2 separate regions of the Homo sapiens genome follow, and region 1 is linked to region 2. The links are chromatin loops, found by intact Hi-C in ENCODE. Cell type or tissue: HCT116. All regions are shown on one strand. Links, peaks and the distances in the headings refer to the core of each region. The heading gives the core; the rest is flanking DNA.

Region 1 (16,696 bases), core at 4,863-12,862, 1.5 Mb before region 2:
GCTGGTTATATTTCCTGTTCATTGATTCAGTTTCTTCATAGTGTCAACAGTCTTTCCAATTTGGTATGCTTTTGAAGTGACTGGTATTGATTTTTCCTTTCCATATTTAGTTCTTCCTTCAGGAGCTCTTGTAAGGCAGGCCTGGTGGTGACAAAATCTCTCAGCATTTGATTTTCTGTTAAGGATTTTATTTCTCCCTCACTTATAAAGCTTAGTTTGGCTGGATATGAAATTCTAGGTTGAAAATTCATTTCTTTAAGAATGTTGAATATTGGCCCCCACTCTCTTCTGGCTTGCAGTGTTTCTGCAGAGAGATCCACTGTTAATATGATGAGTTTCTCTTTGTTGGTAACCCAACCTTTCTCTCTGGCTGCCCTTAACATTTTTTCCTTCATTCAACCTTGGTGAATCTGATGATTATGTGTCTTGGGCTTGCTCTTCTACAGTAGTATCTTTGTGGCATTCTTTGTATTTCCTGAATTTGAATGTTGGCCTGTCTTCCTAAGTTGGGGAAGTTCTCTTGGATAATATCCTAAAGAGTGTCTTCTAACTTGGTTCTATTCTTCCTGTCACTTTCAGGTACACCAATCAAACGTAGGTTTGGTCTTTTCACATAACCCCATAATTCTTGGAGGCTTTGTTCATTTCTTTTTATCCTTCTTTCTCTAATCTTGTGTTCACACTTTATTTCATTAAGTTGATCTTAAATCTCTGATATCCTTTCTTTCACTTGTTCAATTCGGCATTTCTTATGTATGGCTCATGAATATTTTGTGCTGTGTTTTTCAGCTCCATCAGGTCATTTATGCTCTTCTCTGAACTGTTTATTCTAGTTAGCAGTTCCTGTAACCTTTTATTAAGGTTTTAGCTTCCTTGCATTGGGTTAGAACATGCTCCTTGAGCTCGGAGGAGTTTGTTATTACTCACCTTCTGAAGCCTATTTCTTTCAATTTGTCAAACTCATTCTCTGTCCAGTTTTGTTCCCCTGCTGGCAAAGAGTTGTGATCCTTTGGAGAAGAGTTGTTCTGGTTTTTGGAATTTTCAAACTTTTTGCACTGTTTTTTTTTTTTTCATCTTCGTGGATTTCTCTAATTTTTTTTTGAAAGGAAATAATAACTTTATTATCAAATTTGAGGACTATTGAGACTATGATAAAATTTTCTTCCTGCTGCTGCCTCATAATATTTCAAGAGACATATTCTTTTTTTATTATACTTTAAGTTTTAGGGTACATGTGCACATTGTGCAGGTTAGTTACATATGTATACATGTGCCATGCTGGTGCGCTGCACCCACTAACTCATCATCTAGCATTAGGTATATCTCCCAATGCTATCCCTCTCCCCTCGCCTCAACCCACAACAGTCCCCAGAGTGTGATGTTCCCCTTCCTGTGTCCATGTGATCTCATTGTTCAATTCCCACCTATAAGTGAGAATATGCAGTGTTTAGTTTTTTGTTCTTGCGATAGTTTACTGAGAATGATGATTTCCAATTTCATCCATGTCCCTACAAAGGACATGAACTCATCATTTTTTATGGCTGCATAGTATTCCATGGTGTATATGTGCCACATTTTCTTAATCCAGTCTATCATTGTTGGACATTTGGGTTGGTTCCAAGTCTTTGCTATTGTGAATAATGCCGCAATAAACATACGTGTGCATGTGTCTTTATAGCAGCATGATTTATAGTCCTTTGGGTATTTACCCAGTAATGGGATGGCTGGGTCAAATGGTATTTCTAGTTCTAGATCCCTGAGGAATCGTCAAACTGACTTCCACAATGGTTGAACTAGTTTACAGTCCCAACAACAGTGTAAAAGTGTTCCTATTTCTCCACATCCTCTCCAGCACCTGTTGTTTCCTGACTTTTTAATGATTGCCATTCTAACTGGTGTGAGATGGTATCTCATTGTGGTTTTGATTTGCATTTCTCTGATGGCCAGTGATAATGAGCATTTTTTCATGTGTTTTTTGGCTGCATAAATTAAAAGACACAGACTGGCAAATTGGATAAAGAGTCAAGACCCCTCAGTGTGCTGTATTCAGGAAACCCATCTCACGTGCAGAGACACACATAGGCTCAAAATAAAAGGATGGAGGAAGATCTACCAAGCAAATGGAAAACAAAAAAAGGCAGGGGTTGCAATCCTAGTCTCTGATAAAACAGACTTTAAACCAACAAAGATCAAAAGAGACAAAGGCCATTACATAATGGTAAAGTGATCAATTCAACTAGAAGAGCTAACTATCCTAAATATATATGCACCCAATACAGGAGCACCCAGATTCACAAAGCAAGTCCTGAGTGACCTACAAAGAGACTTAGACTCCCACACATTAATAATGAGAGACTTTAACACCCCACTGTCAACATTAGACAGATCAACGAGACAGAAAGTCAACAAGGATACCCAGGAATTGAACTCAGCTCTGCACCAAGCGGACCTAATAGACATCTACAGAGCTCTCCACCCCAAATCAACAGAATATACATTTTTTCAGCACCACACCACACCTATTCCAAAATTGACCGCATACTTGGAAGTAAAGCTCACCTCAGCAAATGTAAAAGATCAGAAATTATAAGAAACTATCTCTCAGACCACAGTGTAATCAAACTAGAACTCAGGATTAAGAATCTCACTCAAAACCGCTCAACTACATGGAAACTGAGAAACCTGCTCCTGAATGACTACTGGGTACATAACAAAGTGAAGGCAGAAATAAAGATGTTCTTTGAAACCAACGAGAACAAAGACACAACATACCAGAATCTCTGGGACGCATTCAAAGCAGTGTGTAGAGGGAAATTTATAGCACTAAAAACCCACAAGAGAAAGCAGGAAAGATCCAAAATTGACACCCTAACATCACAATTAAAAGAACTGGATTTATCTACTTTTGGTCTTTGATGTTGATGACCTTTGGATGGGGTTTCTGTGTGGCTGTCCTTTTTTTTTTTTTTTTTTTTTTTTTGATGTTGACTCTATTTCTTTCTGTTTGTTAGTTTTCCTTCTAACAGTCAGGTGTCTCTGCTGCAGGTCTGCTGGAGTTTGCTGGAGGTCCACTCCAGACCTTGTTTGCCTGGGTATCACCAGCAGAGGCTGCAGAAGAGCAAATATTGCTGCCTGTTGCTTTCTCTGGAAGTTTCATCCCAGAGGGGCACCTGCGAAATGTCAGCAGGAGCTCTTCTGTATGAGGTGTCTGTCGACCCCTGCAGGGAGGTGTCACCCAATCAGGAGGCACGTGGGCCAGGTACCCATTTGAGGAGGCAGTCTGTCTCTTACCAGAGCTCAAGCGCTATGCTGGGAGATCCACTGCTCTCTTCAGAGCCAGCAGGCAGGAATGTTTAAGTCTACTGAAGCTGTACCCTCAGCCTCCCGTTCCCCCAGGTGCTCCTTCCCAGGGAGTTGGGAGTTTTATCTATAAGCACCTAACTGGGGCAGCTGCCTTTCTTTCAGATATACCCTGCCCAGAGAGGAGGGATCTAGAGAGGCAGTCTGGCTACAGCCTCTCTGCCGAGCTGCAGCGGGCTTCACCCTGTTTGAACTTCCTGGCAGCTTTGTTTACACTGTGAGGGGAAAACCACCTACTGAAGCCTCAGTAATGGCAGACTCTTCTGTCTCCACCAAGCTTGAGCATCCCAGTTTGACTTCAGACACCTGTGCTGGCATCAAGAATTTCAAGCCAGTGGATCTTAGCTTTCTGGGCTCTGTGTGTGTGGGATCTGCTGAGCAATATCACTTGGCTCCCTGGCTTCAGCCCCCTTTCTAGGCTGGTGTTTCAGTCGCCACTGGGGTATGAAAAATAACTCCTGCAACTAGCTGGATGTCTGCCCAAATGTTTACCCAGTTTTGTGCTTAAAACCCAGGGTCCTGGTGGCATACGCACCCAAGGGAATCTCCTGGTCTGAGGGTTGTAAAGACCATGGGAAAAGCATAGTATCAGGGCCGGAGTGCACCATTCCTCACAGCACAGTCCCTCAGGGCTTCCCTTGGCTAGGGCAGAGAGTTTCTCCACCCCTTGCACTTCCCAGGTGAGGTGATGCCCCACCCTGCTTCATCTCACCCTCAGTTTGCTGCACCCACTGTCTAGCCAGCTATCTCAGTTGGAAATGCAGTAATCACCCACCTTCTGCCTTGATCTCACTGGGAGGCACAGACTGGAGTTTTTCCTATTCTACCATTTTGCCCGCCACCAGCTGATGTCCTTTACAATGCATCACGGCTACCTCTCATGGAAGGAAAATTGAGGATACTAGCCTGTTAATTTCCTGATGGTATTTTATAGGGAATCCATTAGTGGTAAGAAAGTGTCTTTCCTTCCAAATGGCAGCATGAGCATGAACTAAGAAAGAATACTTGGAGTCACTGTAAATGTTAGCTACCTTTCCTGTACTTATTTTAAGTTTAGTTGTAAGAGCTACCAGTTCAGCTAGTTCAGCACTTGTGCCTGAAAAGCGTGGTGCACTTTCAATAAAATTATTTAGAGTGCCTACTGCATATCCCACTTTATGGACTCCCTGCTCCACAAAGGAGCTCCCATCCATGAAGAGGGTTCAGTCTAGATTTTCTAGGGAAGTTTCCCTGAGATCTTCCCTGGCTGCATATGTCTGTACTACAATTTATTCACAGTCATGTTCAGGGTTCCTAGTTTTCTTGGGGAGGAAATTTTCTGGGTTTCAGTGAGAGCAAGTTTTTAATTGGATTGTAGATCCCTCTAACAGCACAGTCATATATATATATATACACACACATACATATATATATACACACACACACACACACACACACACACATATATATATATTTGAGATGGAGTCTCGCTCTGTCACCCAGGCTGGAGTGCAGTGGCATGATCTCAGCTCACTGCAACCTCCATCTCCTGGGTTCAAGCAGTTCTCTGCCTGAGCCTCTCAAGTAGCTAGAATTGCAGGTGCCCACCACCATGTCTGGCTAATTTTCTTCTCTTTCTTTCTTTTTTTTTTTTTTTTTGGTAGAGACAGGGTTTCACCATCTTGGCCAGACTGGTCTTGAACTCCTGACCTTGTGATCCATCAACCTCAGCCTCCCAAAGTGCTGAGATTACAGGCATGAGCCACTGTGCCAAGCCAAGCCTGATATTTAAGGAGCTGGCTGTCTGTTTCCCAAAGGCTTCTCCTAGAGGGCAGTAATTCTGCTACATTATGTGGAGTATAAACAGTTAAGCCATTTCCCAGGGTTAATTTGGTGGCCTCTGGTACCAGTAGGGCCACTGTTGCAACTGCTCAGTGGCATGCGAGCCATCTTTAGCCACCAGATCAAGTTTCTTACTCAGGTAGTAACTTACTCGGCCTTACACTTGCTGTTGATCTGGTTCTCGGGCTTGAGTTAAAACTCCCAGGGCCATTCGCTTCCTTTCAGATGCATAAAGATTGAAGGTCCTCCCTACAGGAAAGCTGAGTGCTTGAGTAAGCTTTAAGTGCCTTAAGTAAGCCTTGTTTTAACTGATTAAAGGCATTTTGAGTTTCAGGTTTCCAGGTTAGGAATTGAGATTTAGCCACTTGAGTTTCTTTCATGAGGTGATATAAGGGGCAAGGTATCTAACCATACTCAGGTATCCATAGTCTGCAAAACCCTGTAATGCCCCAAAATTCTCTCAGTTGCTTGATGGTTTTAGGAAAGGGGAAAGAGAAAATGGGTTTAGTCTTTTATTTCCCCAATGCTCTGGTTCTTTCAGACAATACTAAACCCAAACACTGAGGTTTGGCAAAGCTGGGCCTTGGATTTTGAAACCTCATATCCTCTGTTATTTAAGAAATTAGGAACTTCAGTGCCTTCCTGAGAAGCTTCTTCAGTTAGGGAACTGAACAGAACAGATGACAGAACAGAATGTCATCTACATATTGTAAACCCCTGACCTGAGGATGGGAAAACTCAGAGAGATTATTTGACAGTTCCTGTCCAAACAAGTGAGGACTATCTGGAAATCCCTGAGGCAGTTGTTCATGTTGTCTGGGCAGTTTGGCCAGAGGGATCTTCAAAACAAATGGGTATTGAGAATGAGGATATAATGGTATACTGAAAAGGGCATCCTTTAGATCTAGGACTGTGAACCACTTTCTTCCCTCAGGTATTTGAGTCAGCAAGGTATAGGAATTAAGAACCACCAGAAGAATGGTCTCATTAATGAGACAAAGGTCCTGAACTAGTCTCCATTCCCCATTGGGTTTTGCACTTCTAATATTGTTGTGTTGCAGAAGCTGCTACAGGATTTAAGATGACTCTGCATTTTCAGGTTTTTCACAATGGTTTCTAGCCCCTTTCTAGCCTCTGACATTAGGAAATATTGTCTCTGGTTATTAAAAGAAGTGGGATCCTTATGATGGATTTGGACTGGCCTAGTGTTTACAGCTCAACTTATTCTTCCTTGGGTTGCCCACACTTCTGGATTAATATTAGCTTCCACTGGGGGAGACAAAGAGTTTGTCCTGGGGCCATAAAGATGCTGGCCCCCATGCAAGCTAAAATGTCTCTACTTCATAAGGGAGTGGAACTTTCAGGCATGATTAAGAAGGCATGGTCCCCCCAACTATGACTAAGGTGTTGAGAAAAATATTGTGTTAAAATTTCTCCTGAGACACCCATCAGAGTCATGCTATGGAAAGATGGGGGGCCTGGATTGGAGAGAAGAGAGAGATTTGCTCATGTATCTAGAAGGGGTTCCACCCTCTTTTCTTCAATTTCCAGAGACCTGGGCGTCCTTAGCATTAATGGCAGTTTGAGCCATTGGAGCTAGGGGTTTGAGCCCTGGGACCCATCAGTCTTTCTGGACCATCTATGAGACTGGTTCTGGACACAGTGACCTCCATCTCTGCAGGCAGTCTAATCTCCACTCGTCCCCACCACAGGCTGGACAGGGTCAAAGTGGCTTCTTCTTGCTTCCTAGGCACTACTTTTTAAAGTGTCCTGAGTTGCCACACCAGTAGCAATTAGCAGATGCACCTTGGGGATCCTGGACTTTGCTAGCCTGCAAAGCAACCATAGAGTGTCTGTCCCTCACTTGTGTTTCCTCTCCTTTTCTTGGGCCTCCTCCTGGTCCCTATTATAAAAGACTGAGGTGGTCACCCTCAAGAGATTTTCCAAGATGCTATCTGGTTGTATAGACTGTTTATGCAGTTTCCTTCTAATATCAGGAGCTGGCTGTGTAATAAACTTGTTCTTAAATATTAGCTGTCACTTTACTGAATCAGGAGATAAAGAGGTGTGTTTCATTAGTGCCTCTCTGAGCCTTTTTATAATGGCTGAGGGATTCTCAACTGGCTTTTGTTCTATCATAGACAGTTTAAAGTAATTAAAAAGTTTGCCCCTAGTTCTTCATAAGCCCTATAATATGCACCTTAAAAAGTGTTTATTTTTTTATTCAACTATTGAGTCATTGAGATTTCAATCAGGATTATCAAGAGATACTGCCTCTCTTCCTACTGGGGATGATGGTTCCCATATTTTTTCACCTTTCCTATCTCCTCTTTTCCTTTTTGACCTGCTATAGGAGACATATTGCTCATCTCTGAACTTCTCTGCTGCCTGCAGGGCTGCCTGTTTTTCATCAGTGGTTAGGGATTGGCTTAGGAGCAGCATAACATCTCTCCATGTGAAGTCAAACACCTGAGTTAAATTTTGGAATCTATATATCTATCAAGGTCATCAGAAAATCAGTCCAAGTCTCCTCCCTTATTTGCCTAAGGTGCTATAATGAGAAAGGATAATGAACCCTAGTGGCATAACTTTCTTTTTTTTCAGTTTTTTATTTTTGAGATGGAGTCTCACTCTGTTGCCCAGACTGGAGTGCAGTGGCACAATCTCAGCTCACTGTAACCTCTGCCTCCCTAGTTCAAGCAATTTTCCTACCTCAGCCTCCCGAGTAGCTGGGGTTACAGATGCCTGCCATCACACGCAGCTAATTTTTGTATTTTTCATAGAGATGGGGTTTCACTATGTTGGCCAGGCTGGTCTCAAACTCCTGACCTCAGGTGATCCACCCGCTTCAGCCTCAAAAGTGCTGGGATTACAGACATGAGCCATCATGCCCAGCCATTAGTGGCATAACTTTCATTGGGCATTACCTGTAGGGATAAGAGTGAAGCTAGGGGAATGGGGACTTTTGGAGGTGATGGAACTGGAGAAGCTGATGGTGTAGTTGGAGAATACCCTGAGTAAGGTGGATAAGAAAGCCAAGGCACTCGATAGCTTCCTCAGATGGTTGCCCTGAAATTTTTTTTTCTAGTTTTGGGGAATCATTCCATTTGGGCCTTCCTGCTATGACTTCTAAAAGAGTTGGGTCAATTGTGTAAGCTTGCAAAGGTCTGGGTTGTCTCACAGGACAAATAAAGCCTCTACATAGGGGACCTTGGATGATTTGCTGTCCTGTCTACAGAAAAGATCTAATTGTTGGATAGTATTAAAATCAAGGCTTCTCTCACTGGAACAGGTCTATTCAGCCCCAAGTTGATAAGAAGGCCACGTCCTTGTGCAAAAGGAAATAAGCTGCTTTGTCTTCAAAGTCTTGGGTTCAAAGGAGTTTCAGTGCTTCAGAACACACTTGAGAGAAGTGCAGGCCAAAGATTGTCTGTTACTCATCTAGAAAAATAGAGAGGCAACCCTCTGCTCCTTCTTCACTTTGGAATAGCCCAGGGTGGAGGGAAAGACAGTGGGAGCATCTCCCCTGTTGATTTTCCTCTTTGGTTCCTTGGGCCCCAGCATCTATTAAAGGTGCCACAATGGATGCAGGGATGACCCGCAAGTATGAATCTGGAAGAGCTGGGAGGTAGGATTAGTCATGCTTCCCCATTCAACTCTAGTCCTCCACTGGTGATTTCCCTTCGATTTCCTAGACTTGTGTGATCTGCATGGCTCCCTGAGAGGTAGATTTTGAGAAAGACTACATAACAATTACATCTGGGCAAGACCCCTTAATGGAGGAAAATTATTGAGTTGAGCTCTATATTCTGCTATTATGTCCTGGATTTATTTAGTAAGGGAAATTTATGTCTGGTTAATTTCCAGACATAAAATCACCTTACTATGTGAGTACCATTTTAATTGGATGAAGAATAGTTGTCTTAAAAGAACTTAGGGACCAAATGGCTGTTTTCCTGAAGATGTAGACAGTATTGAGGATAAATGTGGTTATGGAGGACAATTTTCTTCTCGTTGTTGAGTTTCCCAATTCACAGAAGAGGCATAAAGCCTGATCTCTAGTAGAGGGGCATAAAAAGGGAGAATTGGGAAACTAGAGGTTTTCAGCACTGACAAGATCCCTCATGGACAGGATTCATATTCCACGAGGTGGCGCTGTAGACCTTAAAATACCAGGCAGTAGCTTTGTATCCATGTGCTCTCTAGACAAAAGAGAGAGAGAAAGAAATGTTCCTGGGGATGTGGGGGCACTCTTTTCCTAGAAAATCACAAAAACGTCAATCACTTGAGCTGTGTTCCAAGTTACTATGGCATTTGTTGATCCTGTATAACAGAATTATTTCTCTGAACTGTAAAAATTCCCACAGCATTGCATACAGAGAGGGGATAGGAGACACAGTCACTGAAATAAAAGAAGGAAATTGCAGTAGTAAAAGCTCAGAGATCTTATTGTGAAGCTTGGAGATCCTGTTGCCAAAGCCCAATGAGCTGTGAGGAGCTCGAGTTGGTCCAGAAGCCTTCACTTAACACTGGGGTGTGGCCCCGGCCAGAAACTGTCATTTGCCTCTAGACCTCTTCCAGACCTATGCAATGGCTAGGCTCTCTGTGAAGGAAAACTGGTTCAAAACAAAGCCAACATTCACAGCACCCTGAGGGTTCTGGGGAATAAGCTATGTTCTCCCCAGCAAGCCTGCCATCTATTTCTTTAGACCAACAGCTGCACTAACCACATCTAGGTGGCTGACTGATACCTGTTTTTTTGTTTTTTGCTTTTTGTTTTCATTTTTTGCTTGATTTTAAAATTGAGGAGAGGAGACCCTGGAAGTAAAAGTAGAGAGTTGGGCCCGGCTCCTATATTCACTCTTTCAATGAACCTAAATTGGGTCCTTGGCAATCCCCCACAAGGAAGTTGCCTAATTATTTGGGGTGACATTTATAGACAAACCATGGCCCAGAGGGGATTTCATCTCTTTTCTGAGGTTCATTGTCTCACGGCCACAAGATCAAGGATGCAAACACACAAAGAGTGAGGTTAAGAACAGAAATTTAATAGACAAAATGAAGATAATAGCTATCTACTACAGAGAGGGGTCCTGGAAAAATGAGCTGCTGATCCACTGTTAAATGCAGGCTGTTTTATAGATGAGCCAGTGGGGTGGTGGTGTCTTATCTACACAGGGTGTGAAAAACTGGTCATAATCAGATGTGCCATCTGCATAGGGTGGGAATCTCTGGCAGTCCTCACGCCAATATTTTATTATGCAATTGGGTTCTCTGCCTGAGCTTCTCCATGTTTCCCATTTCCTTCTTATTGTACATGTGCTAACAAAAAAAAGGAAGGTGAAACTTCCATGGTGGACATGCCTGGCCTCCAGGTAGCCCTTTTCTAATGGCACAGCTGCCAGCATTTCCTCATGTAAACTTCCAGCTTTCTTATATATGTTTGCAGCTCGATCTTTCAGGCTGTTCTTTGTTGTTAGAAAAAAAAAATTTTTCTGAGCTGCTTTTAGCTAGAAGGGAAGTTCTGCTGAATACTCATTTGCCCTCACTATCTGCCTAAATAATGTCTTTCTATCTCCTGTATCAATGCTGCTAGTAGATGTTCTTTGGTGCCTGGCCACTGAAGAGTTAGGTATTTATAATAGTGTTTATGGCATGGGATTGTTTGTATCTGTCCTTTTTCAGATGACTTTTCAGATATTCAAAAGGACTACAATATTGTGATCTAAGCTGTATCTGCTTTAGGGAGTAACCCAAGTCCAGTAACATTGTGGTTATACAGACTCATAGAGGTACCATCATGATGATTTGGGACAAGTTCCAGGAGAATTATTTGGATTACCAGGCAGAGATATTTGTTCTCTTCCCTTATTTTCTCCCCCCAAAATGTAGTCTTTCTCTCAGTTCTGAACCACTTTAAGCTGGGAGTAAAATGACATAAGCATCCCTGTGGCCGCCACCACTATGACAATTTTGAGTTGGACCTTAAGCCAGCACAGCACTGTGTCTTGACCAAGGCATGCTGTTAACACTTGCTGACTACTCTCTATGTTTGCTCAAGGTCCTGGGCCTCTACAATCAGTAGGTGCCAAGGCCAACCAGGCCTATGTCTTTTCCTTCAGGGCAGTGAGTTCCCCCATTTCTTTAGTTGGTCCAGAGATGCTCTCTGGTAGTCAGGGTCTACAGTGAAAAATATTAGAGTCCTATCTGATGATCTGTTTTACTTAACCTGAGCTGGCACTCAAAACACAAGATGCAATTCTTCCCATTCTTTCCTCTGTTTACCAAAGGCAGAGAAGCTTCACTTCTTAGCTACCACCACCACAGGCCATGTGGAGAGCTGCCAGACAATGGCCAATGTTTTCTTAAGCCCCAAGGGCTTTTGATATCAGCTTGTGATGAAGGCTGCTTTTCCTGGGATTCAGTTTTCAGGGCAATGTGTTCCCCTCTGGCCCAGGGCAGGTCCAGAAATGCCAGACAAGATCCAAATCCTGGAATCAGATACCCCAAGAGCCCACGTGGTGCTCTACCCCCTGTAGCCAAGCTGGTACCTAAGTTGTAAGACAAAGTTCCCTTTACTTTTTTCTCTACTTTTCTCAATTAGAAAGAGTTTTACCCTATGGTCACAGCAACTAAGAATCTACTAAGTCTCACTTAAAACCAGCAAGTCTAAGAGGCTCACTTAAGGTCCTCAATGAAGTGCCCATGTATTGCTGTTAGTTTTTCAGGGTCCAAGTTCTCCTCAGTTAGCAAGTGATGAATGCTTCCAGAAATGGGGTTTTTCCTTCAAGATTTTGGGTTTCCCTCTGGGCCACAATTTGTCTAGAAATGTAATCCAAGAACTAGGGCCTAGAACCTCACAACTCTGACCAGTGCACTATTGTGCTGTGGCTGATTGTATCCAAGATGTAAGACAAAGTCCTCCCCCACTCTTCCCTCTCCTCTCCTCAAGTGAAAAGAAGAGATCTCTTTTGAAGCCACAAGCTATGCCGTCTGGGGCTAGGGAAAGGGTACTTCCATCACTTTCTTAGCTGCCACAGCTGGTGCCCCACTAGGTTGTGTAACCCCTCTCCTTGTTCACTGTATCTGGGCTCAGTTCAACCATGGGGCTCACCTAAGAGTTGAAGTAACTATGGTCTAGACTGCCTTTCAGGTTTCTTAGAGACCCAGAGTATTTTATCCCTCGGTGGTGAGGCTTTCCGAAACTCAAGCTCTAACCACTGGATCTGGTAATTTCTTTCTAGTTAGGGCTTGTTTATATGCTCCTTCTGTGGGTGGGTGTCAGCTGAGTTTGATCCTGTTTTCATTTTTGCTCTAACAGCACAGCACTGAGTTAAACACATCAAAATTGCTGATCTCTCTCTCCTAAAGTGTCCAGAAGTCCTTTCTACACCATGCCACTGCTGCTGGGGTTTGAGGGAGATGTGGCATTTGCAATTCAAGACTGTTTTGCTACCTCTTTAGTACCTCTTTCATTGATATGAAGTTAAAACTTAGTACTACGAAAGCTCACCTAATAACTTAGTTTTTATGAAGGTTGTGTGTGTGTGTGTGTGTGTGTGTGTAGATAGTTGTCAAATTTGTTTCTTTGCAGTGAGGACATTCAGCGCAGCCTTTTACTCCACCATTATGTTCAACAACCCTCGACATTGACAATTTTTGTATGTTGCACATTCCTTGCATCTCAGAGATAAATCCCAATATAGGAGGAGGTTCCAAGATGGCCGAATAGGAACAGCTCCAGTCTACAGCTCCCAGCAGGAGTGACACAGAAGATGGGTGATTTCTGCATTTCCAATTGAGGTACCAGGTTCATCTCACTGAGGTTTGTTGGACAGTGGGTGCAGGACAGTGGGTGCAACCCAATGAGCATAAGCCAAAGCAGGGTGAGGCATCACCTCACCCAGGAAGTGCAAGGGGTCAGGGAGTTCCATTTCCTAGCCAAGGGAAGGTGTGACAGATGGCACCTGGAAAATTGGGTCACTCCAACCTTAATACTGCACTTTTCCAACAGTCTTAGCAAACGGCACACCAGGAGATTATATCCCGTGCCTGGCTTGGAGGGTCCCATGCCCACGGAGCCTCACTCATAGCTAGCACAGCAGTCTGAGATCGAACGGCAAGGTGGCAGTGAGGTTGGGGGAGGTGTGCATGCCATTGCTGAGGCTTGAGTAGGTAAACAAAGCCACTGGGAAGCTTGAACTGGGTGGAGCCCACCGCAGCTCAAGGAGGCCTGCCTGCCTCTCTAGACTCCACCTCTGCGGGCAGGGCATAGCTGAACAAAAGGCAGCAGAAACCTCTGCAGACTTAAATCTGCCTGTCTGATAGCTTTGAAGAGAGTATTGGTACTCCCAGCACGGAGTTTGAGATCTGAGAACGGACAGACTGCCTCCTCAAGTGGGTCCCTGAACCCCAAGTAGCCTAACTGGGAGGCATCCTGCAGTAGGGGCAGACAGACACCTCACATGGCCCAGTACCCCTCTGAGATGAAGCTTGCAGAGGAACGATCAGGCAGCAACATTTGCTGTTCAGCAATATTTGCTGTTCTGCAGCCTCCACTACTGATACTGAGGCAAACAGTGTCTGGAGTGGACCTCCAGCAAACAGCAACAGACCTGCAGCTGAGGGTCCTGACTGTTAGAAGGAAAACTAACAAACAGAAAGGACATCCACACCAAAATCCCATCTGTATGTCACCATAATCAAAGACCAAATGTAGATAAAACCACAAATATGGAGAAAAAACAGAGCAGAAAAGCTGAAAATTCTAAAAATCAGAGTGCCTCTCCCCTCAAAAGGAACACAGCTCCTCATCAGCAATGGAAAAATGCTGGACAGAGAATCACTTTGACAAGTTGAGAGAAGGCTTCAGATGATCACACTTCTCCGAGATAAAGGATGAAGTTCAAATCCAAGCACAAAGAAGCTAAAAACCTTGAAAAAAGATTAGACAATTGGCTAACTAGAATAACCAGAGTAGAGAAGTCCTCAAATGACTAGATGGAGCTGAAAACCATGGCATGAGAACTATGTGATGAATGCACAAGCTTCAGTAACTGATTCGATCAACTGGAAGAAAAGGTATCAGTGATTGAAGATAAAATGAATGAAATGAAGTGAGAAGAGAAGTTTACAGAAAAAAAGAATAAAAAGAAATGAACAAAGCCTCCAAGAAATATGGGACTATGTGAAAAGACCAAATCTATGTCTGATTGGTGTACCTGAAAGTGACAGGAAGAATGGAACCAAGTTGGAAAACACTCTGCAGGATATTATCCAGGAGAACTTCCCCAACCTAGCAAGGCAGGCCAACATTCAAATTCAGGAAATACAGAGAACACCACAAAGATACTCCTCAATAAGAGCAACTATAAGATACGTAATTGTCAGATTCACCAAAGTTGAAATGAAGGAAAAAATGTTAAGGGCAGCCAGAGAGGAAGGTCGGGTTACCCACAAAGGGAAGCCCATCAGACTAACAGCGGATCTCTTGGCAGAAACTCTACAGGCCAGAAGAGAGTGGGGGTGAATATTCAACTTTCTTAAAGAAAAGAATTTTCAATCCAGTATTTCATATCCAGCCAAACTAAGCTTCATAAGTGAAGGAGAAATAAAATCCTTTACAGACAAGCAAATGCTGAGAGATTTTGTCACCACCAGGCCTGCCCTACAGGAGCTCCTGAAGGAAGCACTAAACATGGAAAGGAACAACCAGTACCAGCCACTGCAAAAACATACCAAATCATAAAGACCATTGATGTTAGGAAAAAACTGCATCAACTAATTAGCAAAATAACCAGCCAACATCATAATGACAGGATCAAATTCACACATAACAATATTAACCTTAAATGTAAATGGGCTAAATTCTCCAATTAAAAGACACAGACTGGCAAATTGGATAAAGAGTCAAGACCCATAAGTGTGCTGTATTCAAGAGACCCATCTCACGTGCAGGGACACACATAGGCTCAAAATAAAGGGATGGAGGAAGATCTACCAAGCAAATGGAAAACAAAAAAAGGCAGGGGTTGCAATCCTGGTCTATAATAAAACAGACTTTAAAGTTCAAAATAAACAAAGATCAAAACAGACAAAGAAGACCGTTACATAATGGTAAAGGAATCAATTCAACAAGAAAAGCTAACTGTGTTAAATGTATATGCATCCAATACAGGAGCACCCAGATTCATAAAGCAAGTCTTAGAGACATACAAAGAGACTTAGATTCCCACACAATAATAATAGAAGACTTAAACACCCCACTGTCAACATTAGACAGATCAATGAGACAGAAAGTTAACAAGGATATCCAGGAATTGAACTCAGCTCTGCAACAAGTGGACCTAATAGACATCTACAGAACTCTCCACCTCAAATCAACAGAATATACATTCTTCTCAGCACCACAACACACTTATTCCAAAACTGACCACATAGTTGGAAGTAAAGCACTCCTCAGCAAATGTAAAAGAATAGAAATTATAAGAAACTGTCCCTCAGACCACAGTGCAATCAAATTAGAACTCAGGATTAAGAAACTCACTCAAAACAGCTCAACTACATGGAACTGAACAAACTGTTCCTGATTGACTACTGCGTATGTAACGAAATGAAAGCAGAAATAAAGATGTTTTTTGAAACCAATGAGAACAAAGACACAAGGTACCAGAATCTCTGGGACACATTCAAAGCAGTGTGTAGATGGATATTTATAGCACTAAATGCCCACAAGTGAAAGCAGGAAAGATCTAAAATTGACACCCTAACATCACAATTAAAAGAACTAGAGAAGCAAGAGCAAACACATTCAAAAGCTAGCAGAAGGCAAGAAATAACTAATATCAGTGCAAAACTGAAGGAGATAGAGACACAAAAAACCCTTCAAAAAATCAATGAATCCAGGAGCTAGTTTTTTTAAAAGATCAACAAAATTGATAGACTGCTAGTAAGATTAATAAAGAAGAAAAGAGAGAAGAATCAAATAGATGTAAAAAAAATCATAAAGGGAACATCACCACCAATCCCACAGAAATACAAACTACCATCAGAGAATACTATAAACACCTCTACAAAAATAAACTAGAAAATCTAGAAGAAATGGATAAATTACTCGACACATACACCCTCCCAAGACTAAACCAGGAAGAAGTTGAATCCCTGAATAGACCAATAACAGGCTCTGAAATTGAGGCAACAATTAGTAGCCTATCAACCAAAAAAAGTCTGGGAGCAGATGGATTCACAGCTGAATTCTACCAGAGGTACAAGGTGGAGCTGGTACCATTCCTTCTGAAACTATTCCAATCAATAGGAAAAGAGGGAATCCTCCCTAACTCATTTTATGAGGCCAGCATCATCTTGATACCAAAGCCTGGCAGAGACACAGCAAAAAAAGAGAATTTTAGACCAATATCCCTGATGAACATCGAGGCAAAAATCCTCAATAAAACACTGGCAAACCGAATCCAGCAGCACATCAAAAAGCGTATCCAGCATGATCAAGTGGGCTTCA
Region 2 (15,055 bases), core at 5,257-13,256:
TACTTAATTGCTCTCTGAGCTTCAGTTTCCTCAACTATAAAGTGAGGTTTTAATAATACCCATTTTGTGTAACTTAAGGTTGTTGTGAAGGTTAAATAATATATTAGAAATAATTTGTAACTTATTAAATGCTTTACAAATATAAGATATTATTAGTGTCTACTCATCTAGTTCTCTGATGCTGTCTATGGTGTTGTAAAGTGGTAAAGCAGAACTGGACTGTGCCTCAAATTAGATATATAAACTTTAAGTCATGTAAGTTTTACTATCCTCAGTTCTCTTATCTGTAAAATAGGGAAAATAGTACCTAAGATACAGGATTGGAATTAGTATAGGTGAAAGCATCTAACATATTGACAGATGCAGGTGACAGCCAAGGGTCCCCCTGCGAAACCCCTGAAGGTTGAAAACTTTCAAGCCTAAAACATCCTGAAGGTTGAAAAACCGGACTGCTGGTCCCAGATGAAGCCTGCCCTACTCCCCTACCCCCGACTGATTCTTTCTAAATAATGTCCACCTACGCACTGGGAGGATGGGGTGGGGCCCCTGGAAGTTCACCCCGTTTGTATAGGGAAGGAGTCTGGACTGACCTGTTCCTGGGTGGTACCTGGGGTTCAGTCGGTGAGGTGGAGAGCCTGTTAACAGGACTCAATCTCATTTTGTTGAGTTGTTTTTCCTTTTTCCTTTTTGGCCAATAAATTCCTTTCCCCTCGCCCTTCAAAGTGTCTGCAGACCTAATCTTTTCCTGGTCGTGTGACAAGAATCTGTTCTTTTTCTATAACAACATGTATACATATGTGAAGTTTATGGAAGCATAAGCCTAGAAATCTATGAAAGCCCCTTCCAGCTGTGTTTCTATATAGATCTATAATTCTTGGATGAATATTTAAGTATTTGAGAACTTAACCTAACACTGTAAAACTGTTACTGATAAGAGCTGCAGTGAGCCATGATGGCACTAATGTACTCCAGCCTGGGCAACAGAGCGAGACTCCTACTCAAAGTAAATAAAGTCTTACTTTGTTGTATTTATTTATTTTATTTTTTATTCAGGAGGTACATGTGCATGTTTGTTTGTTTGTTTGTTTATTTATTTATTTATTTATTTATTTATTGCGACAGAGTCTTGCTCTGTTGCCCAGGCTGGAGTGCAGTGGCACGATCTCGGCTCACTGCAACTTCCACCTCCCAGGTTCAAGTGATTCTCATGCCTCAGCCTCCTGAGTAGCGGGGATTACAGGCTTATGTCACCATGCCCGGCTAATTTTTGTATTTTTAGTAGAGATGGGGTTTCGCCATGTTGGTCAGGCTGGTCTCAAATTCCTGACCTCAGGTGATCCACCTGCCTCGGCCTCCCAAAGTGCTGGGATAACAGGCATGAGCCACTGTGCCCGGCCCGTGGATATATTGTTTATTACATGGGTATATTGGGTGATGCTGGGGTTTAGGCTTATAGTGACCCCATCTCCCAAACAGTGAACATAGTACTCAATAAGTAGTTTTTCATCCCTTGCCCCCCTCCCTTCTTCTCACCTTTTGGAGGCCCCACTGCTCATTGATTTCATCTTTATGTCCATGTGTAGCCATTGTTTAGCTCCTGCTTATAAGTGAGAACATGTAGTATTTGATTTTCTGTCCCTACGTTAACTCACTTAGGATAATGGCCTCCAGCTTCACCTATGCTACTCAAAGGACATGATTTCTTTTTTTATGGCTGCATAGTATTCCATGGTGTATATGTACTACATTTCCTTTATCCAGTCCACCATTGATGGGCACCTGGGTGACTCCATGTCTTTGCTATTGTGAAGAGTGCTGTGATAAACACACACATGCAGTTGTCTTTTGATAAAACAATTTAAAATAAATATAAGAAAATCCTTTGGGTAGATATCCAGTAGTGGGATTGCTGGGTTAAATGGTAGTTATATTTTAAGTTCTTGGAGAAATCTCCAGACTGTTTTCCGTAGAGGTTGAACTGATTTACATTCCCACCAACAGTATATAAGTGTTCCCTTTTCTCTGCATCGTTGCCAACATCTGTTATTTTTTGATTTTTTTAATTATAGCCATTCTGACTGGTGTGAAGGGGTATTTCATTGTGGTTTTAAGTTGCATTTCCCTGATGATTAGTGATGTTGAGTATTTTTTCATGTGTTTTTTTTTATCACTTGTATGTCTTCTTTTGAGAGGTGTCTATTTATGCCCTTTGCCCACTTTTAAATAGGGTTGTTTTATCCTTGTTGATTTAAGTTTCATATAGAGTCTAGATATTAGTCCTTTGTTGGATGCATACTTTGCAAATATTTTCTCCCATTCTGTAGGTTCTGTGTTTATTCTGTTGATTGTTTCTTTTGTTGTGCAGAAGCTCTTTCGTTTAATTAAATCTCCTTTATTAATTTTTGGTTTTGTTGCAATTGTTTTTGAGGTCTTAGTCATAAATTCTTTCCCTAGGATAATGTCTAGAAGAGTTTTTCCCAGGTTTTCTTGGGGTTTTTATAGTTTGAGGTTTTACATCTAAGTCTTCAATCTATCCTGAGTTAATTTTTTTATATGGTGAGAGATATGAGTCCAGTTTCATTCTTCTGCATATGGCTAGCTAGTTTTCCCAGCACCATATATTGAATAGGGTGTCCTTTCCCCATTGTTTGTTTTTGTCAACTTTGTTGAAGACCAGTTGGTTGTAGGTGTGGGCTTTATTTCTGGGTTCTCTATTTTGTTCAGTTGATCTACGTGTCTATTTTTGTATCAATACCACGCTGTTTTGATTACTATAGTCTTTTAGTATAATTTGAAGTCGGGTAATGTGATGCCTCTAGTTTTATTCTTTTTGCTTAGGATTGCTTCGGCTATTTAGGTTCTTTTTCCATATGAAATTTAGGATTGCTTTTTAAATTCTGTGACAGAGAACATTAGTAGTTTTATAGGAATTGTGTTGAATCTATAGATTGCTTTGGACAGTATGGTAGATAGGATTAGGGTTAGACATGGAGAGAAGATCATCTCCTGCCACACCCTTCCCCCACACCTACAGTGCTGCGGATGCAGCAGTGCTATTTCCCACCAGGGGCCAGCTAGCGCACACTTGGACAAAGCATATTTCATGCTTTTCATGGTGGCTCCACCCCTACTGCAAGTGAGTCACGTGCCGCTTGGGTTTTTTCCAAGGGCGAGGCTCAACTCCCTCTCCCGACAGAGTGGCACTGTCCCAGCAAGGAGGGACAGACAAATCACTGAGTTGCCTGCTTTGGTCTGGGGGAAAAGACTAACCCAAACCCATTTTAGTGGTAGCTATCAGAGGGGCATACTCATGGGAACCAAAGGACAAAGTCCTTATGAAATGAAGGTCAGGAGCCCTATAACAAGGGCACAAAAGAGAAGCTGATCATGTTCTTGCTGGCACAGGATCAGGAGTGCGAGTGCACCCTAATATAATCTCTTCCCACCACCCCTGCATCAGGGCAGGTGCTTCTACCTGGCACCAACCTACCTGCTGTCTCTTACTCTTGAGTGCCATCTACTGGTGTGTATCCTGAACTGCATCATAAAATTTAAAATCTGCTAACAGAAGGGCTTAGTTCTAGCCCTTAAGATAAGTCCACAGGGACCTCTGCACCCTAAACCCTATAGGAGATTGTTAGCTCTAATGGCTAATACCTCACTACAAAAAGCAGCATCTGAGAAAGCTATGGCATAGAAGCTATCCACAACCAAGTAATCTGTACAGCACCTTGGACCCCTGAAAGCACCAAAAACAAAGCTAAATGATCACACACAACATGCACCACAGTAAAGCACCCAAGGGAAAAAAAAGAAGGAAAGAAAACGTCCCTTGGAAATGATAGCAAATTCAAAAACAGGAAGCAAAAGTTCCCTTGGATGGGAAAGAATCAGTGCAAGAACTCTAGCAGTACAAAAAGTGTTTTCACACCGCCAAACGATTGTAATAGCTCTCTAGCAACGGATCCTAAGCAGACAGATAAGTAATTTAAAATATGGATTGCAAGGAAACCTCAATGAGATCCAAATGAAAGTTGGAATCCAATGTAAAGAAACCAGAAAAACGATTCAGGATATGCAAGACGAGGTAGCCATATTAAGAAAAAAAACAAATGGAACTGCTGGAACTGAAAAATTCAGTAAAGAAATTTCAAATCCAGAGAACTCCTGCAAGACACTATACAAGATGACCATCCTCAGGGCACACAGGCATTAGAATATCCAAAGTCAATGCAAAAGAAAAATATCTTAAAGGCAGCTACAGAAAAGGGCCAAATTACCTACAGAGCAAAACCCATCAGGCTAACAGCAGACTTCTCAGTGGAAATGTTACAAGCTGGAAGTGATTGAGAGCCTATTTTTAGTTTCCCTAAAGAAAAAAAAAACTGGCAACCAGGAATTTCATATCCTGCCAAATTAAGCTTCATACATGAAGTAGAAACAAAGTCTTCCTCAGACAAGCAAACAGTAAGGAAATTCATCACCACCAGACCAGAGCTATAAGAAATGTTCAGAGAAGTTCTGAACATGGAAACAAAAGAATGATACTTGCTACCACAAAAACATATATAAATACAAAGCTCACAGACCCTATAAAGCAATTACACAATTGAGACTACAAAGAAACTAGCAAACACTACCATAAGGAACAAAAACTCATATATCAATATTAAACTTGAATGTAAATGGCCTAAATACTCCACTTAAAAGACATAGAGTGGCAAATTGGAATAAAAAAACAAGATCCATCCTTTTGCTGTCATCAAGAGACCCATCTCAAAGGTAATAACTCATAGGTTGAAGGTGAAGGGATGGAGAAAGATCTATCATGCAAATGGAAAACAAAGAGCAGGGGTTGCTATTCTTGTATTACATAAAACAGAGTTTAAATCAACAATAGTTTTAAAAAAAGGCAAAGAAGGGCACTACAAAATGATAAAGATCTCAATTCAACAAGAAGATTTAACTATCTTAAATACATATGCACCCAACATTGGAGCATCCAGATTTATAAAACAAATACTGCTAGACCTACAAAAAGAGGTAGACTGCCATACAATAATAGTGGAGGACTTCAGTACCCCACTGACAGCACTAGAGAGATCATCAAGGACAAAAATTAGCAAAGAAACTCTGCACTTAAATTGGATTCTCAACCAAATGGCCCTAATAGATATCTACGGAATACTCCACTCAATAACCACAGAGTATATATTCTTCTCATATGAACATGGTACATTCCCTAACATTGATCATCGGCTTGATCATAAAGCAAGTCTCAATAAATTAAAAAACAACTAGATCAGATCAAGCGTCTTCCTAGACTCCAGTGGAATAAAATTAGAAATCAATACCAAGAGGAACTCTAAAAGCCACACAAGTACAGGGAGACTAAACAACCAACTCCTGAATAACTTTTGGGTAAACAATGAAGTTAATGCATTTCGGCCGGGCGCGGTGGCTCATGCCTGTAATCCCAGCACTTTGGGAGGCCGAGGCGGGTGGATCCCCTGAGGTTGGGAGTTCAAGACCAGCCTGGCCAACATGGTGAAACCCTATCTCTACTAAAAAATACAAAAATTAGCCAGGCATGGTGGCACGCACCTGTAATCCCAGCTACTTGCGAGACTGAGGGAAGAGAATTGCTCGAACCCAGGAGGTGTAGGTTTCACTGAGCCTAGATCACGCCATTGAACTGCCGCCTGGGCAACAAGAACAAAACTCCGTCTCAAAAAAAAAAAAAAAATCTCTGTTCCTGATGACATGATTCTATACCTAGAAAACCATAAAGATTTCTCCAAAAGACTCCCAGACCAGATAAACTACTTCAGTAAAGTTTCAGGGTATAAAATCAACATGCAAAAATTATTAGCATTTCTATACACCAGCAACGTCCAACTCGAGAACTAAATCAAGAACTCAATCCCATTTACAATAATCACACACAAAACATACCTAGGAATACATTTAACCAAGGAGGTGAAAGATCTCTACAGAGAGAAGCATAAAACACTGATGAAAGAAACTGAAGAAGACACAAACAAATGGAAAAACATTCCATGCCCATGGATTGGAAGCATTAATATTAAAACTACCATACTGTCCAAAGCAATCTATAGATTCAACACAATTCCTATAAAACTAATGTCCTCTGTCACAGAATTAAAAAAGCAATCCTAAAATTCATATGGAAAAAGAACCTAAATAGCCAAAGCCATCCTAAGCAAAAAGAATAAAACTAGAGGCATCACATTACCTGACTTCAAATTATACTGCAAGGCTATAGTAATCAAAAGCATGGTATTGATACAAAAATAGACATGTAGATCAATTGAACAAAATAGAGAACCCAGAAATAAAACCACACACCTACAACCAACTGATCTTCAACAAAGTTGACCAAAACAAGCAATGGGGAAAGGACACCCTATTCAATATATGATATTATTATATGGGATTACAGACATGAGCCACTGTGTCCAGCCCACTACTGTAATATTAAAAAGTTTCTTTAAGTGATTCATGTCTGTTTAGTACACACTGAACAAAAGGATTGTTGGGAAGTTTTTTTGGTATTTATTTATTTATTTATTTATTTATTTATTTATTTATTTATTTTTGAGACAGGGTCTCGCTCTGTTGCCCAGGCAGGAATGCAGTGGTGCAATCATGGCTCACTGCAGCCTCAAACTTCTGGGCTTAAGCGATTCTCTTACCTTAGCCTCCCGAGTAGCTGCAACTGCAGGCATGCACCACCATCCCTGGCTAATTTTTTTTTTTTTTTTGAGACCGAGTTTCGCTCTTGTCACCCAGGCTGGAGTGCAATGGCATGATCTCGGCTCACTGCAACCTCTGCCTTCCAGGTTCAAGCAATTCTTGTGCCTCAGCCTCCCAAGTAGCTGGGATTACAGGCATGTGCCACCATGCCCAGCTAATTTTTGCATTTTTAATAGAGACGGGGTTTCACCATGTTGGCCAGGCAGGTCTCGGACTCCTGACCTCAGGTGATCCACCTGCCTTGGCCTCCCAAAGTGCTGGGATTACAGGCGTGAGCCACTGTGCCCGGCCATACCTGGCTAATTTTTCACAAATTTTTTTTGTAGAGATGAGGTCTTACCATGTTGCCCAGGGTGGTCTCAAACTCCTGGCCTCAAATGATCCTCCTGCCTTAGCCTCCAAAAGTACTGGGATTACAGATGTGAGCCCGTGCACAGACCAGCAAGTAGCTTGGAATGTGTTTCCTTCAGGAATTTTTCTCATGAGTTCAGGATGTCTTAGATTTCTTCTAAAACTACCAATTATATTTTTCCCACATGAGCAAACACTGAACGTCACTAAGAGCTTAATTAGCAGATATACTTGGTTCACATTGTTATGTCCAAAAGGATTTTGTTGAAATATGACTAAGGTCCCTTTGCATGCCATGTGATTCTTTTTCATTGTCTTTCAAGAATAGTGTGAAAGGCAGAATTATGGTTTTACTCTACAGAGATTGAGAATTCTGTTTATTCAGTATCAAATTTTTTGAAAATTATGTCTCACATTTGCAGCTATTTCTGAAAATTTCTAATAAAAACATTCATTCTCAATATGGAGCACTTATATTCAGTCCATAGTTTGTAATTCTGGAATCTCAGTATGTCCCAATTTCTTATATTCATAAAAGAAAGAAAGTGTTTTCTTACCTGTAACTAAAAAATATATGTAGGTAGCTAGGTAGGATATGTCACTTTTTAAATTGTGGTTTTATTTAAATAGTGTTAAGTTTTGTGTCTTTTGTTTTGTACAGCTCTAAATCAATAACCAAAATTTATGCCTTTCTTCTAAAGGGCTACAATAGAAGTATCTCCCGAACAGAAACGATAATACGATTTGCTTTCCAAGCCTCTATCACAGTTCTGTGTATTGCATGTCCCTGTTCACTGGGACTGGCCACTCCAACTGCTGTGATGGTGGGTACAGGAGTAGGTGCTCAAAATGGCATACTAATAAAAGGTGGAGAGCCATTGGAGATGGCTCATAAGGTAAGACAGTCCCCAGAACTAAAACCTGTACCACCAAACTATCAATAGCACCCCTCACATGTGAGAAACACATACTCCTAAATTATTTCTCTGTGGTCCATGAGCTGAGCTGCTTCTAGGACTATCCAGAGATTTGAGGTAGGAAAGGTGTTATTTTGGTTCTGCTTCAGATTGGCCTTTGTTACCTAAGATTCCTAAAACTACTCCAGGCCTATTTATTAGAGCAGACCCTAATGTGGAAAACCTGGACTCCTATCCTAGCTCAGACTAGACTAGTCTTTGTGGCAGAAAGACAGAATAGGTGTTTGCCCAGGAAAATTTGCCAAACTCCAGCAGCCTTCTAACCTATTTGTGTGTGACTTGTTTTCTTCACTGGGACCTTCAATTGCAGTGCCGTTTCTTTGCCTTTGCTGCCACCAGCCGACAGTTTGCAGCTATGACTTTAGGAATATAATCCTATCTCTGATCTCATATTAGGATTTCCATAATCATCTCAAAGCTACTTGACTTCAACTAAAACCATGTTTCTACTAGTATGTTCTTATTATGAGGATGTAAGCTATGTACAGAGGTATATAGTAAACATAGAACATATCTTAGAACAAATCTGGAAACTCACCTCGCCAGAGAATACAGGCTAGTAATTTTTATAGACATTTTAAACTTTGATATAATTTCAAACTTAAAAGTCGCAAGACTAGCCTGGCACAGTGGCTCACGCCTGTAATCCCAGCACTTTGGGAGGCTGAGGCAGGCGGACCACGAGGTCAGGAGTTTGAGACCAGCCTGACCAACATGGTGAAACCCCGTCTCTACTAAAAATACAAAAATTAGCTGGGCGAGTTGGCACACCTGTAATCCCAACTACTCAGGAGACTGAGGCAGGAGAATCGCTTGAGCCCGGAGGGCAGGGGTTGCAGTGAGCTGGGATCGCGCCACTGCACTCCAGCTTGGGCGACTGAGCAAGACTCCATCTCAAAAAAAAAAAAAAATGTTGCAAGACTAGTACAAAGAACTCCTATATGCCCTTTACTGCAGTCGTTGGGCTCTTTTCCTAAGAATAAGGACATTCTCTTATGTAAACTGTAGTACAACTATCAAAATCAATAAATTAATATTGATATGTTGTTATCTGATCTGTAGTCCATGTTCCAGTTTCCTCAGTTGTCTCAATAATGTGCTTTATAGCTATTTTTCCCCTGTCCAGAATCATACTTTGTTGGTTTATTTTTCTTTTCTTTCTTTCTTTCTTTTTTTTTTTTTTTGAGATGAAGTCTCGCTCTATGGCCCAGGCTGGAGTGCAGTGGTGCGATCTCGGCTCACTGCAACCTCCACCCACCAAGTTCCAGCGATTCTCCTGCCTCAGCCTCCCGAGTAGCTGGGATTACAGGCATGCACCACCATGCCCAGCTAACTTTTTATTATTAGTAGAGACGGGGTTTCACCATGTTGGCCAGGCTGGTCTCGATCTCCTGACCTCAGGTGATCCATACACCTCAGTCTCTGAAAGTGCTGGGATTATAGGCTTGAGCCACCGCACCTGGCCATTTACCTTTATTCTTATAATCATTTCCCTACTGCTTAGATTTCCTCATCAGATCTATAATTCATTATATTGAAAGCCTTTCTTTTTTACCTTGAGGCACTAGAGGCGTCTCTTAATTACCTATTAACAGTCAACCCTTAAAAATTAGCTCTAGTTGTTTAACATATATTCACAGTTATTTAGCATGAACAAACAGTTCAGCATTGGCAGAGGAGAGCTGTTGTGTATAACTAAGAGTATTTCTTCTTTTATTTTCCCGAAGACCATCAGTTTTTTAAGTCAAATTAAGTCAAAGGTCAGTTTACTAAGAAACTAAATAGTCATCTCTTTGTCAAAACAGACCTTTTTCTTATTTCTGGAAAGGTGATGTGGAGGATCATCAAGTCATTGTATCTTAATTTTTTTACAGGTAAAGGTAGTGGTATTTGATAAGACTGGAACCATTACTCACGGAACCCCAGTGGTGAATCAAGTAAAGGTTCTAACTGAAAGTAACAGAATATCACACCATAAAATCTTGGCCATTGTGGGAACTGCTGAAAGTAACAGTGAACACCCTCTAGGAACAGCCATAACCAAATATTGCAAACAGGTACATTTTTTTCCTCTTGTTTATTAGTGTAGTCATCTCCTGTAGGAATTCCCCGGATCAAATCTAGTCTGGTGTTTGACTGTGATTTGCATATATAGTTGGTATGAGGCTAAAAAGACTTGTATTTTCTCATTTAATTGTATGTAACTTATTTCTTCATACAGACAAGTATACAGATGAAAACAAATGAACTATAATCCTATCACACAGATAACTCCTGTTGACATAAAAAATTAAAATAGAAGTTATACATATTTGTGGTAGGACAATTCAGATAGTTCAGAGAATTACATAATGAAAATTGTAAACCTCATTCCCTGCCCCCTTCCATAATTCCTCTCTCCAAAGTTTAACAACTGTTAACCTATTAACAGTCTTTTAAAATGACAGCTTTATTGAGATATAATTCATATACTATAAAGTTCACCTTTTTAAAGTGTACAATTCAATAATTTTAGTATAGTCATAAAGGTGTGCATCTGTTAACCGTTTTTAATGCATATAGCCACATATACGTATTTATCATCTTTTAAACTTTATACAGAAAGGTCATACAATGATCAATCTTTGTTACCTTGCTTTTTTATTTTATTAAGTGAATTTTCCTGTCAGGAAATGCAGATCTGCCTCATTGTTTTTAATGGCTGTATTATACTCTATAGTGTGAGTGTTTGTTTTTTTTTGACTTTTGCAGTATATACTCAACATCCTTATCAGTTTTTGCAAGTCTGTCTCTACATTAAATGCCTATCAATGCAATTGCTAAGTCAAAGGATGCATGCAGTTAAATTTTGATGAATGCTACCAATACCCATATGATGAATATTACCAATATACATGAGGGGTTATACCAATTTATACCTGCACCAAAAGTTATGAGTGCTCATTTCCCCACATTCTTACCAACGCTTTATTTTTATTTTCTCAATTTAATAGGTGAAAAAATATTTACTTGATGGTTTGCTTTGCATTTCCTTAATTATGAATAAGGTTGAGCATCTTTTTATATATGTATTGACCATTTGAATTTCTTTTCCTCTAACCTGTTTGTATCTATGACCTATTTTTCCACAGAGTTGTTTGTCTTTTTCTTATTCATTTGCATGAGTTCTTTATGAATTGTCTCACATTAATTTTACACTTAAAACGTGGCAGTTTCTACCATTGGTGTTGCCATTTATTTATTTGTTCTTTCTCTTTTACCTATTACCTATTACTGACCTGGCTTCCTTACACCCAAATCAAACAGCAGAGAGGATGAAGCTATAAAAAGCTAGGAAACAATGAGGGCCCCCAGAACTTTTCGGCTTGCTAAAGATGTAGACTATAGAGCAGATGGAGAGCCTCCGGTAACTAAAGGCCCTATACTTTGTTACTCTTTGCCCTGTACTGAGTAGAAAACCTGACTTGACTATGGAGTTAAAAATTTAATTTGTAATTATCTACTGGAAAGAGCAGAGAATACTGATAAGCTTTCCATGTTTTCTATAAATTTTAGAGAGTGGGATTAAAACAAAGATTTTTTTTTATTATTGTTTTTGAGACAGAGTCTCACTCTGTCACCCAGGCTGGAGTGCAATAGCGCAATCTCAACTCACTGCAACTTCCGTCTCCTGAGTTCAAGTGATTCTCCTACCTCAGCCTCCCTAGTAGCTGAGATTACAGGTGTGCACCACCACACCTGGCTAAATTTTTTTGCACTTTTAGTAGAGACAGGGTTTCACCATTTTGGCCAGCCTGGTCCCTCTGCCCACCTCGGCTTCCCAGCCGGCTTCTTCAGCTGGGATTACAGGCATGAGCCACTGTGCCTGGTCAAAACAAAGACTTTGAGGCTCTTCTGTAACTTTGAATGTTATGTTTGATGCTCTATTCCTTTGTCCTTATCAAAATCCACTGTCAAGTAGGCAATATGTGACAATTTTATTATAAACATTTAGAATTAACTAGGGGTTTTTATCTTGCTAATGAATGACCTTGCATTATCAGAACAGTAGAGGAAATCCTTTTGTTTCTGTTTGTTAGGAGCTGGACACTGAAACCTTGGGTACCTGCATAGATTTCCAGGTTGTGCCAGGCTGTGGTATTAGCTGTAAAGTCACCAATATTGAAGGCTTGCTACATAAGAATAACTGGAATATAGAGGACAATAATATTAAAAATGCATCCCTGGTTCAAATTGATGCCAGTAATGAACAGTCATCAACTTCGTCTTCCATGATTATTGATGCCCAGATCTCAAGTAAGCTAATTTTCTTTGTAGTACCAATTATGGGGCAGTTATGAACAGATGGCTAACTTTATAACCCTGAACTGTTATAGAAGAAACAAAAATTGGCATCATAATTTCATTTCCTCAAGTCAATACCCTATGCCTTCTGATCATTTAAATTAGTCAAGAATATTTCCCAACTGTGGTCATTGACACCACCATAGGGTGATGAGGTCTAGCCTTAGCTGATCATCCATGATCATTCTTTTGTCACTACAACTACTCCAAACCTTTTCTATCTTTCACAAGATCCTGTGACTCTCTCCTTTGTCCCTCTGCAAATTATCTTATTTTTTATATAGAAAATTATGGTTCTTGGGCATGTGTTCTTACATATTTTTGCCCAGAATCATTCCTTTTTTCAGGGAAAGCAGTATCCTTCATCTTGCCTAATGAATCCCTTCATCTAGATCCCACCCTCTCTTGATTCATCAGGGACCTCCCTCTTTCTGTTAGGTCCCCTTGCTGCTTTATTTTTCATCTCTTTCTGTTTTAGCTTCTTTTCTTAAACATATAAACATTTCTTCCATCAAAATCACTATATTCCCATCTAGATTTTGTCCTTTCCCATCTATATTCCCATATAGATTCTGTCTTTTTCTTTTATATCCAAGTTCTAGAAATGGTAATCTAGGTTTGTTGAATTCACTTACTCCACAGTCATGCCTCAGTTCATTGCAGTCTGGCTTCTCCCCCATCCATACTACTGAATCCGTTCTTTCTAAGTTAACTGATGACCATTGACCTCACTGCTCTCTCCAGTGGTCACTTTTCAGTCCTCATCCTGCAAGACCTCATTAAGATATTTGACAATGTTGACCATCCCTTCCTTCCTAAAGGATGATTCCATGACCCTGCTTTGTCTAGATTCTCCTCTCACCTCCCTGGCTGTTCCTTTTTTTTTTTTTTTGAGAAGGAGTCTTGCTCTGTCACCCAGGCTGGAGTGCAGTGGTGCAATCTCAGCTCACTGCAACCTCTGCCTCCTGGGTTCAAGCAATTCTCCTGCCTCAGCCCCCAGGAAGCTGGGATTACAGGTGTGCGCAGCCATGCCTGGCTAATTTTTTGTATTTTTAGTAGAGATGGGGTTTCACCATGTTAGCCAGGATGGTCTCAAACTCCTGACCTCAAGTGATCCACCCACCTCAGCCTCTCAAAGTGCTGGGATTACAGGTGTGAGCCACTGCACCCCTGGCTGTTCCTTTTAATTGTCCTTTGGTTCCTCATTTCTCTTGCTTTCAAATGTCGTATGTCGTCAGGGTTTTGTTCTTTGTCTTTTTCTCATTTTATAATACATACTCTCTCTGTACAATCTTATTCATGCTCATCACTTAGTCTACCACCCACAGACTTCCACTACCGCTCTAAAATCCATATCTTTAGCTAAGTCCTGTTTCCTTGGCTCCATGCCGATCTATCTATCTGCCCCCAAAACATGATCTACCCACCTAAGTGTTCCAACACCTCCCTCCCGATTTGTGCCTGAGTGATTTTGCTAACATGGAAATCTAGTCGTGTCACTCTCTAACCAGTACCTTTTATTACAGTGTTTTATAAGCTGTTTTTGAGCCATAGACCTTTGGAGGAATATGATGAAAGCTATGGGCCCACCCCTCAGAAAATTTTTGTTTCAAGAGATGCACATGTATCCTGAAACCCATCCACGGGTCTCTGTTAAGGATCCCAGCTTTAATGGGTCTCTCTCTCCTATGGGACAAAGTCCAGTCTCTCTGGACTTTGTTTTAGATCTGTTCCCCATGATATGTCTCCTGCCTCCCTGCATCACTCATCTTCTTTTTCCACTACCGCATATGTACTCCATGTTCCATCCCTACCTAACTACTTACAGTTCTTCCTTACGGTGTGTCATTTCCTTATTAGATCATTTCATTTACCATTTTCTCTATGTAATGTTCTTGTTCACAAATGGCATCTATCTCGTGAACTTACGCTTATCTTTCAAGACCCAGCTTATATCTCTCTCTTCAGTGACACCCTCATTGACTGACATATATTGACAGAGGTATTTGCTCTTCTTCCTGAATCATAACTGTACTTAATCTCTGTTACTGTACTAGGACAGTGTATGATAATTATATATTTACCTGCCTGTTTCTACTAGTCTGTGACTTCTTTATTATTTGTCTATGAACTTCTAGTATCAAGCACAGTGACAAATAGGAAATTCATTTGACAGCTTTTATTGAGCACCTACTGTGTGTCATGCACTGTTCAAGGCACTAAAGAATCGGCAGTAAACAAGATAAACTAAGTTCTTATTTCATGGAGCTTACATTCTTGGTGGAAGAACACAAGAGAGTGAGCAAATAAGAAAATACAATAATTCCAATGGAGATAGTGCTGTGGAGGAAAATTAAGTGGGGCAAGGGGCATAGGGGTGCTGGGAGTAGTGGGTTCTGTTTCATATAGGGTGATCAGGGTAGGCCTCACTGAGAAGGTAGTGTTTGAACGAAGATCTGAGGGGATGAGAGAAAAAGCTATGTGGATTTCTGTGGCAAACACGTTCTAGGCAGGAGAAATAGTAAGTACCAAAGCCTTTAGTCAGGAGTGTGCTTGACTTGTTTGAGGAATGGCAAGGAGAACAGTGTGGCAAGCGCAGAGTAAAT

What was found. A loop is a pair of places that touch in the nucleus more often than their neighbours do. Peaks named below come from ENCODE experiments on the same cell type or tissue, not always from the same donor. Only the 100,000 strongest peaks of a DNase experiment are listed, where the experiment ranks them.
Region 1: it touches region 2 in a loop (14-fold over the local background); 10 of 110 quality-filtered maps call a loop at or near these places.

Annotation. Positions count from the first base shown.
Region 1 is chrX:76,546,666-76,563,361 of GRCh38, forward strand. No RefSeq gene overlaps it. Among named protein-coding and RNA genes, the nearest start is that of MAGEE1, 130 kb to the left of the region's middle. In HCT116, for the core only: a CTCF peak has its summit at 9,333 (motif pointing right); a DNase peak (open chromatin) is centred at 9,336.
Region 2 is chrX:78,021,421-78,036,475 of GRCh38, forward strand. ATP7A (ATPase copper transporting alpha) reads left to right here. Exons shown (of 23, transcript NM_000052.7): 15 at 7,830-8,024; 16 at 9,980-10,162; 17 at 12,185-12,401. Among named protein-coding and RNA genes, the nearest start is that of PGAM4, 59 kb to the left of the region's middle. In HCT116, for the core only: a CTCF peak has its summit at 8,451; no DNase peak of the experiment used is centred there.